Linked DNA regions of Homo sapiens: all the other regions are linked to region 1. The links are chromatin contacts, found by Hi-C or POLR2A ChIA-PET in ENCODE. All regions are on one chromosome and are shown on one strand. The core of a region is the stretch at or near the end of the contact, and the rest is flanking DNA. Distances in the headings are between cores, read along the strand shown.

Region 1 (4,859 bases), core at 1,030-3,529:
GGATTCCGGGAGGGCCAGTTAAGGAGCCATGTGGGGAACAGGCTAGGAGGGGAGGAAGCTGTGTTTGGAGCTAGGGAATATCTCAGAGGCTCAAAGGCAATGAATGTTAAGGCCTCAGTGTGAAAAAAGCCCAGGCCATAGGATGACTCACTCCTTTATTTCCCAAGCTCTGTTCTGCGTAGACAATGAAACCTCACTGAGATTCTTGCTGGTATGGAGTGGGTGGAGGGATTGATGCCTAACTATAATCAGGGCCGACTTCCTAGCAGCAACAATACACCAGATGACCTGGAAATAGGGGAGGGTTGTAGAGTGAAGGGTGTGTTGCAGATGGGACTAGGGGACTAGCATAAAGGGACTAATGAACTGGTTTGCCTGGGCTGGGTGGAGGGCAAGGATTGCCACCTATTGGCTGCTGAGGTAGGTAGGTCTGCATTAAGCAGGATGCTCAAGAGACCTGGCCCAATGCAAGATACTATCTTTAAAACTATGTCAACATTTGCATCTTATCAGAAGATACATGACATTTATGTAGTTACATGGTGCTTGATTTTTGAGATTCATTTTATTCATTCTTGAGAGTCCATCAGCCTCAAAATCCCTAAGCGCCCCAAGACCAATTCAGTGGGCCATAAATGTAAACAGAATAGTTTAAGTCTGGGGTTAAGACCCCGGGAAGGCTGGGTTGGGGGGACTGTGGAGGCAATTACAGATTTTTACAGATTTTTGTTGATTTCTATCCCCTTGATTATAAAAGTTATGGGTATGTATTATAATTTCTAAAATGCAAATAAATATAAAGAAAATAAATATAACCCATAATTCCATCACTACAGATAATCATTGGTAAACTTGTTGGTGTGTTTCTTTTCTACCCATGTATATCACATAAGTAGGACCATACTGTGTATAGTGTTTTGCATCCATTCTTTTACCTAACTTTATATTGTAAACATTTCCACATCATTAAACATTTCTCCAAGAACAATTTTTAATGGCTGTATTTCATGGTATGAATATTACATAAACATTCCCCTATTGTTCGACCTTTAAAGTATCTAACTTTTCTATGCAATACACATTGTGGTGCTGAACAACTTTTTGCATACATATTTTTCTGGCAGCTCTTTTTAGAAAAACAACTTCCAGAAAGTTGATTACTGGGTCAAATAATAAGAACCTTTTTGAAAATTTTGATTCTATATTACCAGATGGCTTTCAGAAAGATTATATCAGTGTTCAAGGCCACCAGTAATGTGTTTGTGCACATGTACGTGTGTGTGTGTCTCCCATCTCACTAACTATACCCTTGCCAACCTGCATTAGCGTTTATTTTTTGGTTTTTTGTTTTTTAGTCTTTGCTATTTTGATTAGGTAAACCTGGTTATCTCTGTTCTCTTTTTAGTTTTATGGATTCTGTGTGAGGTGAAGAGGCCAAGTTTTTTTTAAGTTTGTTCAGGGAACAGTAGCCAGGGATCAATGGAAGTGGCACCAGATGCAGGTGGAGAAAAGGGTTCAGGGTCCAGAATCCAGCGTGGGGAGAGAAGAGGGAGGCAGAGTTTGGGAAGGATCTCTGCTGTGGGAGTGGTAAGAACTGGGAGGAGCCAGACAAACAGCATTAGAACAACTGGGTGTGGGGGGCAAAGGCCTCCCACAAGAGGGAAAATAGGGAAGAGATTAATTCCTGCTAATGCATTTAATTATATTCAGTGAAGTCTTAGGGACTTCCCTCCACAAGTTCCCTTTAGGTCGGATTATCTACCCCTTGGCAGTGGGGATGCTTGTTGGATAGACCCCAGAACGGCTGCAAGTGAATCAACCTGTGAGTGTCAATAGAGAACCAAGGCCAAGGCTAAAGCAATGGTAATACATGAATACTGAGTACTAACTACAGGCCAGGCACAGTTCTAAGCAGTTAACTTATATTAACTCATTTATCTTAACCACCATATAAAGCAGGTACTCTTACACTCATTTTACAGACGAAATAGAAGCACAGAGAAGTTAGGTAACTTGCCCAGTATCAGTCAGGAAGTAGGTGAAATCTGGATTTGAACCCAGACATTCTGGCTAGAGTTAAAGCTCTTAACCACCAAATACAGAAATGTGGGAAGGGGAGCCAGAATTGCAGGGCACAGCCTCCTACCTACGCCGGCCGGAAGAAAACAGACGACCAAGTGAGATTGCAGGGGCAGGACTTCTGCTTAAAATGAATCCTGGGACAATGATAACAGCTACCTTTCACTGGGCCCTCACTTCGTGCCAGGCACTGTGTAAAGGGACTTTACGTTTAATCTTCACAGTAACCCCTTTGAGTGAGGTACTGTCATTACCCCATCTTACTGATGAGGAAGCTGACGCACGGAACTGGCCCAAGACCCAGGGTCGGCTCAGGCCAGCCCTACCGCGGTGTGGTGGCTGCCCACGTGGCGCCCAGGAAGAGAAAAAAATGGCGAGGCGGGGTCGGCAGGCGGAGGCGGGGCCAGGCGGGGGCGGGGCCAAGGGCCGCAGAGCCTGGCGCGGAGCCGGCGAGATTTTGGTGGGGTCTCACCTGTTGCGTGACTCCCCCACAGTCCGGCCGCGGGAGTCCGACCCTGAATGCCCAGGGAGTGTTGAGAGAAATCTGGACGAGTTTCGGGTCCCGCTCCCTTGGGAGCACGTGGCCTACCAGCCTCTCGATTGCAGGGTTGGGTGGTCGCGACACCGGGGTCGCCTTGAGGCCAGTCCGGCTGCCGAGGTCTGCGGGAGTCCACCTCCGGCCAGCTGGCAATTTTGAAAGACTGCCTTACTTTCCCCATCTCAGTGCCAGGGCAGGGGCCCTTGGAGTGACTTGGCTGGGGTCTGTGGCCCGATCCCCCTGCCGTCCCTCAGGACCCGGGCTTTCTGCTGTACAGACTTCTCGTGGGCAGCCTCCCCTCGGAACTCGGGCATCATGGCCTCAGGTGAGTGTGTGTACGTGTGTTGGAGGGAGGGTCTCTGGGACAGAGAAGTGCTGTGGCCAGAGTGACAAGAGGGTGGGAGTCACAGCACAGCAGCAGGACCTAGGGAAGGCGGTCAGCTCCTCCCAGGAGGGCCTGGGGAGCAGAGCCAGAGTGTGCAGAGACAGAGGAAAAATCCAAAGAGGCTAGGGTCTCTGTCCCAGACCCCCAGACAAGGGGGTCTCCTGGCCTTCCTGCCTTCCTGGGAGGTAGCTATTTGGCGACGGTGGAATTTTCCCGGGACAGGCCCCTCCCTCCTGGGCTGGGATTCTCGGTTCTTCCCCCTCCTCCCAGAGCTGGGCTACCCCGGGAGCTGAGGGTCAGATGTGGAAGGAAAGTGGGTGCTGGGTTTTCACGGAGTATGCCTGCCCTGCCCCGGGAGGACTGTGTTTGAGCTTGGACTCGCTCGCTGCTGAATTCCTGTTTGTTATTCTTTTTTCTTCCAGGCTAGCTGGAAGGACCAGCTAGCCTGGACTTTGGCTTCTTTGCCCGGGAGCCCTGGCATGATGGGGTGAGGGCTCTTGGTGGGTTAGTGGAGAGCTGGGGGCTGGCCCTTCCCCATCTTCTTTTCTACCCACCCCCTCCCCGCCCCCCGCCAGGCCCAGCCACCATCAGTCACGTCACTCCTGGGACTGAGGAGGCAGGGGAGGGATAAGGGGCAGAGATGGAGGCCCCACTCCCCGAGGTTGCCTAGACAACATGAGAAATCGTGGCCAGGGCCTCTTCCGCCTGCGGAGCCGCTGCTTCCTGCATCAGTCACTCCCGCTGGGGGCGGGGCGGAGGAAGGGGTTGGATGTGGCAGAGCCAGGCCCCAGCCGGTGCCGCTCAGACTCCCCCGCTGTCGCCGCCGTGGTCCCAGCCATGGCATCCTATCCATCTGGCTCTGGCAAGCCCAAGGCCAAATATCCCTTTAAGAAGCGGGCCAGCCTGCAGGCCTCCACTGCAGCTCCAGGTGAGTGTGTGCTTCCTGGCCTCAGGATAGATGCTGGGCTCTGTCTTGCCACCTCTCGCCCAAGGTGCTGGTCCCCTCAGAGGGGGCCACCTCCTCCGGCATCCTCTCTGTGGTGGTGCCCCTCAACCTCAGTCCCAGGGACAGCCGGCTTGGAAGGTGGGGTGAGGGGTGGTGGGGGGCGGGGGGTGGATCTGAGATATCTGTGCCAGGGATGCTGTCCTCTGTCACAAGGAGTGGGCATGGTGTGGGTGCAGCAAGAGGTGTGTATGCACACGTGTCAGCGTGTGCATGTGCTAAGACTGCGTGTGAAGCATGTGTGAATGGAGCGGGGGTGTGTGGGACTGACTGTTTTGTGGACTGGCCACTCTGACTGGCGCCTGTGCCTTTACCAGGCAGGCTTAGGCTGTTCTGTGGCTAGTTCCACTTTTTAGGACCCCACATCTAGATCCCCCTCACTGGGGGTCTGACATCTGGGCACAACCATTGCTGGCTGGCATCCCACAACTGGGGGCTTGACTGTATCTATCGTTTGCTATTTGCTCATTCCTGGTCTATATTGTGAGCCTCCTTAGGAGTATGGGGTGTCCTTGGTCAGGTCCGTGCAGGGTTCAGGCTGGGGCTGCTGCCCGCACTGTGTGTGCTTCTGCACCCTTTGGTTCGTCTCTCACTCTAGTAAGCATCTCTGCATCATTTGGAGCAGGCAGTGAGGTGCGGCAGTGCCTGTCTCAGTGAGGGCTTGGCTGCCTGGCTCTGTGCTTGCAGAGGGATATCTGCCTGCTGTCTGCTCCCAGGCCTTGTGGCTAAGGAAAGACCCACCCTGACTTTGATGACCAGATCATGCCGACTGCCCCCACCCTTGCAGCTGTCTGTAGCTATAGCCCAAGTATCAACCTCCTATATTTTTTTGTTTCATTGAAGATGACTGGTGC
Region 2 (4,859 bases), core at 1,760-4,259, 220 kb before region 1:
AATATCTCTGATAAAAAGTTGTTCTGTCATGCTGATGCTTTTATTTCACACTGTTTTATAAACGGTCCAAAAATACTAGATCTCTTCAATACAGTTCAGGATTTTTTATGACTTCTAAAACCAAATAAATAAACAGAAGAACAGGCTACTACATAACAATTCTTGGTTAAGAAGTACTACTTAACCATTTTTAAGGTAAATGATATTAAACAAAGGCTCCACTTTTTTTTTTTTTAACCAGATACAGAAAGGATGAGATCTCTGAAGAAGAGACCACGGATGACTAACAAACGCAAAAACTTTTTTTTTTTTTTTTTTTTTTTTTTTTTTGAGATAGAGTCTCACTCTGTCACCCAGGCTGGAGTACAACGGTGCGATCTCGGCTCGCTGCAACCTCTGCCTCCTGGGTTCAAGTGATCGTCATGCCTCAGCCTCCAGAATAACTGGAATTACAGGCGCATGCCACCGCGTCTGGCTAACTTTTGTATTTTTAGTAGAGACAGGGTTTCACCATGTTGGCCAGGCTAGTCTTGAACTTCTGACCTCAAGTGATCCACCTGCCTTGGCCTCCCACATTGATAAGATTACAGGCATGAGCCACCGTGCCCAGCCAAAATAGCTATTTTAAATAAGGTCACTGAAAAAAAGACTGGGAGAGAAAAACTAAAAAAAAATTATTGCAAACAGCTAAATGAAAGAAATAGAAGAAAATTTCTTTACATGTGGACTTCAAAGAATGAGTGGTTTTAGGTCTACTCTTCCACAGATTTGGCCTTAGAACCCCTGAGCCAGTTTTTTCAACCTCTTTCTTTGGAATCAATATATTACAAATGACACATCAATTCAAACTAACCAGGAAGACTCTGACTCAAGGAATAAATCCAGGCAGGGCATAGTGGCTCACGCCTCTAATCTCAGCACTGTGGCAGGCTAAGGTGGGTGGAGCACTTGAGCCCAGGAGTTCAAGACCAGCCTGGGGAACATGGCAAAACCCTGTTTCTTAAAAAAAGAAAGAAAGAAAGAAAAGAACAATTAGCTGGGTGCATGTACCAGTAGTCCCGGCTACTTGGGAGGCTGAGGTGAGAGGATCACTTGAGCCCAGGAGGTCAGGGCTGCAGTGAGCTGTGATCACACCACTGCATTCCAGCCTGGGCAACAGAGTGAGACCCTATCTCAAAAAAAAAATAGTAATTACACAAAAATTAGCTAGGCATAGTGGTGCACACCTGTAGTCCCAGCTACTCAGGAGGCTGAGGTAAGACTCTATCTCACAAAAAAAGAGAAAAAGAAAAACAGGAGTAAATCTAAATCCAGGAGTAGCAGCAGACCTAAAGTTAGGTCAACCAGCGAGAGAAGAATTTGAAATATGGAGCAAGAATGCTGTGACCAGCTAGCTCAAGGAAGGAAGTGGTCCAGTATAAATTAAGCATTAGTGTTGTAAAGCCTTTCTCAATCCCCCACTGTGAGAAGGAAGTCTATTCGATTTTTTTTTCTCATCAAGTAGGAAGACTTCCCAGTACTCATTCTACCCAACCTGTCTCACCCTCCAGCACTAGCTTGGCTACCTTTACACAGCTGCTGCTCGGGATACACTAAGCACAATTATTCCTGAATATTTGTGTCTTGTGTCCTCAGATCAGAGAATTCTATTACAGGTAACAAGTATGGTCCAGATAACCAGGCAGTCCAAAGGGAGACTGAGGCTTGGCTGACGCTGAAAAACGGTTACAGAAGGACAAGTGCTGGCACAGAGCCTTGGCCACCCATCTCTGCCCCCAAGTGCAATTCATTTTCTTTGAAAGAGGAAAACAGGCAAGGGAGAAAATATATAGAATTGAAAATACATTATGCAAATGTGGCTAGCAAGGATTAAATTGTTAATTTTAGAGAAATAGGAGAAAGATGCCCAAGTTGTGCTGAAGCAAGGAACCAGGACTTTCTTAATAATTAGTTTTGTCAGTCCAGTAGTGTGCAAAGGTTGAGCTGCTTGTCCCCAGGGACAGAAATCCCATAATTTTGAAAGTCTTTTGACCAAGAGCTGGCTCAAAGCAGAATATGTGCAATGCGTTTCTTAACTATTGAAAATCTTGTCACCACGGGATATAGACATGCTAGTCAGACTTCCGTACCATGACAGAAGGTCAAATCTGAAGCAGTAAAAGAGATCACATAAATATTGCCATCTCATTTCCAAGCTAGTCCCCTTAACTATTAAAACACGGTGACCAGATCGCTGCTTCGGGCCTCCTGAACTCCCGCCTCTCCCACCCGGAAAGTACTGACCCAGAGAGGACACACCTTTGCTTCTGCGCAGCCCAACTTCTGCAAGCGCTCAAGAGTTAATTACTCCTTCACCTTCCTGGGGCCTAACAGCGTTACTGGGTCCTGATTATTTATACAGACGAAAAACGATGTTCAAGAGATTTTGACAACTTAAAAAAAAAAAAAAGAATGCGGTGGAAGTCTAAGATTGCCTCCCCTATGACAAAACACAGCCCCGCCGGCCGCCCGGGCCCGACTCCGCCCGCCCGCCCGCCGCAGTTTCGGGGCTGCGGCCCGGGGGACGCGGGCGCGGCAGGGCTGGGGTCTCCTCCGGGAGTCGCGGGGCGCACGGGCCGGGAGGGGCACGCGGGCGGCACCTCGCACCCGAGCGGCTCCCGGGCCCGGCGCCCGCTCACCTGGTGCGTGTTGTTGGCCAGCTTGGCGACGAAGTCCCGGACCCGGCCGCACTCCTCGTCCTCGCCCGGCGCGCTGCGACGCCAACGGCCGCCGCGGGGAAACGCGCCCCCGGCTGCGGCCGCCCGCAGCCCCCAGCTCACCCCGATGGGGCCAGACCAGCGCGGCAGCGGCGCAGCGGGCGGCGGCGGCGCGTCCAGCCGGTCCTGGCTGAGGGTCGACGGCGGCAGCAGCTGCAGGAGGAGGAGGAGGCCGAGGCCATGGGGCCAGCGCGAGAGGCCGTCCGCAGCTCCCCAGGGCCGCTCCATCGCCGCCGAATGCCGCCGACGCCGACACCTGCCGCCCGGCGCGCCCGCCCACCCCCGCCGGCGCGCGCCACACCCCCGAGCCGAGCGCGGCGCTCCTTGGATACGCGCGGCCGGGCCTCTCCGCCCCATAGGCTGGCCGCCTGTCCCTCTTCCCCGGCCCACTCCTCATTGGCTCGCGTCGCCTCCGGCTTCGGGGGTCCTGGATTCGGATGCTAAGATGCGGGACTGATTGGCTGGAACGGGGCAGAGACTGCTGAGGTCAACCCCGCCTCGCCCGGCGTCTCCCGGGCCCGGCTTGTGGAGTTCACGTAGGAGCTTCTCATACCTTCCCGCCGAGCCCCGGGCTCCTGGCGTCGCGACCCCTTGCCGCACCTCTAGCGCCCTCAAGTTGGGGCTGGGTTACGTCCCTCCTGTTCCCCAGAGACACTCCTAAAATTCCTTCGGTGAGGCAGAGCCTGGAAAAACCTACCCAGGAAATCCCTGAGCTTGCTCAGCTGGAAAAGGGGGCTCCATCATGAACCGGGGCTTCGGGTTTTTATAAACCCCGCTCACTGGAGCGCCCATTGTCTGCTAAGCAGCTGCCTTGCTGCAAGAAGGTGAATGCGAACTGATGTGGGCCACATCCTACGGAGACAGACATCAGGACATCCGTGACTCCTGCAAGCCTGAAGAATAGTCTTTCCATACGTTTGGCCTCTCTCACCTTCCTCTTCTGAGGGGAGGTAGGCCAAAGGCGGAATTACTTACAGGTTTTCCAGGACTTCGAATGTAGCTTAGGCATTAGGGGCAGGTAAAAGAGGGGCAAGAGAATGATCCAATGCCTACTGTACACATGATCATTTCCTAGATGCACATTTATTTTACCAAAGTGCCTTAACTCTGCAGTGAGAGCTTCGGACAAGTTTGGTTCCAGTATGTGATGTCCTCTAAATTAGCACCCCGATCCACCTCTAATGAATAAAATAAAACCCCTACGCTGTTCCCTTTACCGCAGAAGCTGCACACACAACTTCTACAACACGTAGCACAGGTAAAACCAGTTCTGAATCCTTAAGCTTACTGACTCCATCCCTTCAGAAAGCTAGAAATTGTTCAGTAGAAAAGGTAGCAAATAGAAAGATACAAAATATGCAAGTCATTACACTCAAAGCAAGTAAAGATTACTTTTAATTATAAACTGGCCATAAACCCAAATGAGGATATAGTCATTGTAGAGCAAAATGATACAATGCACCCAACCCGATATTTACATTAAAATATTTCCAGTCACATTAACTTTCAAACAAAAAGACTTAACGAATTTACAAATTTTTCCAAGACGTGAGAAGTGAAAAATGTTTTTGAATGCCATCTGAGCAGGATAGTAAAATCACTAGAATAGTCTTTTTAAGTTCTCAGTTACTGGACTGAAAAGATAAAGCTGATGAAAATTGGTGAACAATTTGTTCCTTTCCATAACTACTATCAGATTAATTTAAAAAAGATTATTTTTAAATCTATGCCAACTATGGGAGTAGATCACAAGACAGTCAGTTCCAGTAGCATGTGATTAGGTGGGGGGAGGAAAGGGGGTTATAAAGGAATATTTCTTTGTTTGGGTGACACAAAGATGAATGGTCTATTGTCTTACTGTCTGAAAAGAAAAAACAACTCAACAGTGCCACCTCCTGGAGAAATTACCAAATACACTTTTAAACGCTATTAAATTTGTTCCAATTATCTGTACCTTCACTTTTTAGTATGTTGCTTTTAGTTATCACAGGCTTACAGTACTTATATATTTCCTTCTTCAAACTGTATCAGCTTCTGGGACATGGTAACTTGCATATGGCACTGAGAAAATGTTTGAGTGAATATATTTATTATTTCACTTTT
Region 3 (4,859 bases), core at 1,681-4,180, 200 kb after region 1:
GGCTGGTCAAGAACTCCTGACCTTGAGTGATCTGCCCACCTCAGCTTCCCAAAAACTGTTGGGATTACAGGCGTGAGCCACTGTGTTCAGCTAAAAGATGAATAATATTTAGTATTGACAAGATGTGGGTTAATGGGCATTTTCACAGGCTGTATAGTTGGAAGGAAAAATTGGTAGAAACATTTTTGGAGGGCAATTTTGTAATATCTATTAAAGTTTGAAATATGCAAGCCCTTTGACTCAGTAATTCCATTGCTAGGAATTTATTATAGAATAAGGATAAACACCACACATCAGGGAGTTCATGGTGCATTTTAGGGGAGTCAGTGTGAATTTGTTCCTCCACAGGGTAGTGTTTTGTCTTAATCCCCTTGGGATTCTACAGGCATCTGGGGTGTGGAGTTTATACAGTCCAGTAAACTCACTTACTTCTCTCTAAGCCCATACACCCTTAAAAGCTCTCATAGGCTAGGCACAGTGGCTCATGCCTGTAATCCCAGCACTTTGGGAGGCCAAGGGTGGCGGATCACCTGAGGTCAGGAGTTTGAGACCAGCCTGACCAACATGGAGAAACCCCGTCTCCACTAAAAATACAAAATTAGCCAGGCATGGTGGCGCATGCCTGTAATCCCAGCTACTCAGGAGGCTGAGGTAGAGGAATCGCTTCACTCTGGAAGGTGGAGGTTGCGACAAGCTGAGATCCTGCCATTGCACTCCAGCCTGCAACAAGAGCAAAACTTTGTCTAAACAAACAAACAAACAAATAAAAACTCTCATAAATCCCCACTTCCCCTCCTCTAACAGCTCACTTTTTGTTGGAAAATAAATCCCTCTGACTTTGGGAAAGCCATCTGTACCTCAGCTCCAGAGGGGAGCATGTGACCTAGACTCTGTCGGAATATTTTATCCTCCCACCACATCTGTTGGTTCGGTGGCGGGCACATGGCCTAAGCTGTTCTCATTGTAATGCAGTTCTGTTGGAAGTATTAGGACAGAGATCTTCTTTTCCTATAGGTGTCATAGATAGATATGTGATCTGAACCGCTCTAGTTCTTTTTCTGCAAGGATAAAAATGAGCTTGAGGATGAAGCTAATCTACGGAGCAAGCCTGAGCCAAGTGAATTACAGATAAATGAGCTAAAGCCTGATGATGTTGTAAACCTCTAGATCAAATCATACCTGAATCCCACTGAGCCTCTGGGCTTTTCTGATGCTGGAGGCAATACATTCTCTCAGTTTGAGAAGAGATGTTTGTGTGCTTGCAGTGGAAGCCTCTCCACAAAGACAGAGTCCCTCCTCCTTGCAGACCATCTGGTTCTTTGTCTAGTAAGGCTCTGCCTCAGAGAACAACATTTTGTTAATTCTTCTTGGGAGCAAGGGAAGCCCTCACTTCCTTCATCCTAGGCTTGACTGCTTTGAGGTACTGTTGAGGTGGTATATGGAGGTGAGAGAAAAATGCCTCCTTGTCTGTGTGAGCCTCCTGTAACAATGTAAACTAGTCAGATATTAGTCTCTCCCTAAATTATCTCACTACATTGGTTTCAGCTACAAAACTAGGAACAATTCAAATGCCCATCAGCAGGGTAACTTAATCGTGGTTCAATCACATGGCCGAGAGTGGGGGGATCCTCCGCAGCCTTTAAAAAGATGGAAGAAATGCTCTATGTACTGCCATGAAAGGCACCCAGAATAAACCATTTATTGAAAAAACCCGGTTGAAAAACAGAATGTATAGTATATAATGCCATTTGTGGTTTTTCAAACTGTAAGTCTGTGGTTCTATCTGAATAGAAAAAGGTCTAGAAGGAAGGTTGCTTGCACAACAAATTTTATAATGATCCCTGGGGGCTAGAATTCCGCAGGCTTTGCATTTTCTATTTTTTCTACTCCTTTATTGAATTTGTATAGTGTAATAAAAAGATTTTTTTAAAGAAAATTTTTACAGTGCTGGCCTCTGGTCTGTAGCTCCCTATTTCCCTCTGTGGCAGTAACTGGAGGCCTCAAGGGAGCTGCCACATCCTGAGTGTGTAGCTAAACACCCCTGCTGCTCCAGGAAACTCCAGCCTTGCTTGGCCTGTTTTTGGGTCTGTAAGAGACAACTCCAGGGTGGGTAGGGCCTCAGGGGCAGGGCCGTGTACCCAGTCATCCTGAGCCTGGTGTACCACCTGGTGCCAGGTGGTGAAGAGTGACTGGGCCAGGATGCCAGGGGGTGGAGTGGTGAGTTGCTGGTCTGCTTTGTTAGAGGAAGATGTCGGCATGGGTAGTAGGCTGAATCATAATCCCCAAAGACTTTGGATCCTAATCCCTTCGTATCAGTGAATGTTACTTTATATGGAAAAAAAGGTCATAGCAGATGTGATTAAGGATCTTGAGATGGGCAGATAGTTTTGGACTATCCTAGTAGGGCCTAAATGCAATCACAGATACCCTTAAGAGAGAGGCAGAGGGAGATTTGTCAAAACAGAAGAGGAGAAGGCCATGTGACTACAGAGGCAGAGACTGGAGTGATGTGGCCACAAGCCAGGGAATGCTGGCAGCCACCAGAAGCTGGAAGAGGCCAGGCACAGATTCTCCCACGACACCTCCAGAGGGCGTGCAGCCTGACTGAAACTGGATTTTGGCCCAGTGATACTGATTTTGAACTTCTCTGCCCTCTGGAACTATGAGAGAATCCATTTCTGTTGTTTTAAGCCACCAAATTCATGACGATCTGTGACAGCAGCCACAGGAACCTGACATAGCTGTCAAAAGTGAGGCTGGCCTGCAGCTGTTCAGCGTGCTCTTTCCTGAGGGCCTGCCTTCCTCACTCCAAGCTGCCCAGGCTGAAAAGAAAATGAGGCTGCTTCCTCTAGACATCCTTGAGAGGGGCTTATCTAATGAGTTCTGGCACTTGTGAGGAGGGGTGTGTGGATGTGGAGCCTACTCTTGCTCTCCACTAGCCTGGCTGGTGGTGAGGGGTTGCCCAGCAACCACAGAGGCTGGCAGGGCTCCCCACTGTGCCCTGGTTTCTCCTCAGAGCAGTTCTTGCCCTGAGTATTGTTAGAGTGCAGAGGCTATTAAAAAAAATGAAAACACCAACCCTCAAAATAACTTCCCAGGTTCTAAAAATGGAATTCTGCCCAGTAGTAATATTTCTCATTCTTGCAATAGTAAAATTTCTCACTTCCTCGTGCTCTGTAGGCTTGTGTCTGGCCCAAGAGGGAACTGCTATTAATGGCAATTTCTGCCTGATGTAATCCCCTTGGTGAGCCACCTGCCTGTGGATGGTGACACTCCTTTACCCAACAGGCCTTGCACCCTCCTCCACAGAACCTCCCGCAGCGTGTTAGGTTTTTGTCTGCTTTGATTGATATCCATAGTCTCTCTTGGTTCAGAAAATAATAACAACAATGATAATCAACCAATTACTTATATAGCTCTTATAATTGTCAGGCATTGTCCCAAGCACGGAATGTTTATTAACCCATACACTGCTCATGACTGTCCTGTGGGGTAGCTATTAGTATTATCCTCCTTGTACAGATGAGAAAACAAAGTCATGGGGAGGTTAAGAACATGTACAAGGGCACATAGCTACCAAGTGGCTGAGCTGGGGTTTGAACCCAGCCTGAAGGGCTCTGGGATCAGAGCTCTTACCTCCTGCATTGTATTGGCTGGCTGGAGGAAGGATGGGGAAGCCTTTCTCTGTGCAAAGCGAGCTGTCCTGGGCAGCTGATTTGGGCTTGCCCCCGGTGGGCCCTTGAGGTCTTTTGAGATCAGGGCTGTGATTGCCTGGAGAGGTCTCCCAGCAGCACACACTCTACCTTAGTGCCTTCCATATTCTCTTCCTGCTGGGGTCATTGCAAAGCCTGTGACTATGAGCAGGGTGAGGAATTATCCTTCAGATTTTGGGCACAGACCTCAGATGGGTGTCCCGGAGGAACCAATGTAAAGTCCTCAGGCCTGGGTGTGGGGTGAAGCTGGTTCCATTCTGCTCACATTTACTGGGCAGTGTGTGGATAAATAGCCCACAAGAGCGGAGGATGGTCCTGGGTGCTGAGACTAGAAGGGGAGCAGCCTCCTTTCCTCTCCTCATGGGAAGGACCTGTGGGAGAGGGGCAGGAGGAGGACGAGTGGCCTCCCCCAGGGCCCTGGGGTGAAATGAACAGGTGCCCATTCTCTCTGTCCTGCCCAGGGATGGCCTGATGTCTTACATGAACAGAGCCTAGAAGTTGGAGTGAAGAGACCTGGCTTCTAGTCCTCGTTCTCCCAAGTTTGAGGTGAGGTATCACTCTCTCTGTGTCCCAGACTTCCCCTCTGTAAACCAAGGGATTGGATGCGCTTTGATACAAAAAATCCCTCTCTAAAACCCATAACTGATCTGCAAATCCAAGTTGGTTTGCTGTGTTTTCTCTGTGAGACAGCAAGCCACAAGCAGCCAGATCCAATGCTCACTTTCAGCAACTCCTGTCATTTTGTCACTGTGCTTGCCTCTCTTCCCTCACTAGCGAAATAGGGATTAAAACACTCATCTCAGAGTTGTGAGCCTTGAAGGAACATCGCATGGAAAGGCCCTTCTTGGAAAGGCAGAGCCCTGCCCTATGGGACCCATCAGAGAGGGGCCCCTGCTCACCTGGACTCAGATGGGGCTGGGGGTGTGGATACTGGGATCTTCTGGAGGTAAAAGGAAACCAGGTGAAGAGATTGCAGACTGGCAGCTCTGACCTGGACAGGCAGACACATTTTTTGGTCCAGCAAAAATAGCACACTAGAAAAAAAATTCTAAGTGTCTTCCTGGGGAGAGGATAAGTTCCACTCTCTAGTTCACCCACAGAACCCACGCCTCCCTGTTATCTTACACAGGGCTGGGTATGGCAGGC

Evidence for each region. Hi-C counts contacts between places; a loop is a spot of excess contacts on that map. ChIA-PET counts read pairs that join two places held with the same protein, here RNA polymerase II (POLR2A). Pooled maps may share reads with other maps.
Region 2: a pooled map shows a loop between it and region 1 (2.3-fold over the local background). The contact joins the promoter of SORT1 here to the promoter of GNAT2 in region 1. A Hi-C loop is called at or near these places in 2 of 50 pooled maps. POLR2A ChIA-PET finds 5 or more read pairs at or near these places in 5 of 52 experiments (BJ, H1, PC-3 and 2 more).
Region 3: a map with no recorded cell type shows a loop between it and region 1 (5-fold over the local background). The contact joins the enhancer-like site here to the promoter of GNAT2 in region 1. A Hi-C loop is called at or near these places in 1 of 168 maps with a recorded cell type or tissue (CD14-positive monocyte), 1 of 37 single-sample maps with no recorded cell type and 5 of 50 pooled maps.

The regions. Positions count from the first base shown.
Region 1 is chr1:109,617,337-109,622,195 of GRCh38, forward strand. GNAT2 (G protein subunit alpha transducin 2) reads right to left here and starts at 2,280. Exons shown (of 9, transcript NM_001377295.2): 1 at 2,147-2,280. AMPD2 (adenosine monophosphate deaminase 2) reads left to right here and starts at 2,501. Exons shown (of 19, transcript NM_001368809.2): 1 at 2,501-2,942; 2 at 3,578-3,930. The coding sequence starts at 3,840. RefSeq lists enhancers at 1,668-2,198, 2,179-2,228, 2,199-2,727, 3,249-3,298, 3,258-3,786 and 2 more and a silencer at 2,419-2,608.
Region 2 is chr1:109,394,909-109,399,767 of GRCh38, forward strand. SORT1 (sortilin 1) reads right to left here and starts at 3,010. Exons shown (of 20, transcript NM_002959.7): 1 at 2,679-3,010. The coding sequence starts at 2,984. It overlaps PSMA5 (proteasome 20S subunit alpha 5), which reads right to left. Exons shown (of 9, transcript NM_002790.4): 9 at 4,134-4,859. RefSeq lists silencers at 2,787-2,886, 2,897-2,966, 3,007-3,136 and an enhancer at 3,163-4,144.
Region 3 is chr1:109,813,466-109,818,324 of GRCh38, forward strand. No RefSeq gene overlaps it. Among named protein-coding and RNA genes, the nearest start is that of LINC01768, 12 kb to the right of the region's middle. RefSeq lists enhancers at 2,762-2,881, 3,032-3,081 and a silencer at 3,252-3,331. Within about 2 kb of position 2,931, at least 5 of the 41 ENCODE cell types and tissues checked have a DNase peak (open chromatin) inside an H3K27ac peak, as active enhancers do; they include CD14-positive monocyte, where a contact is called at or near this core.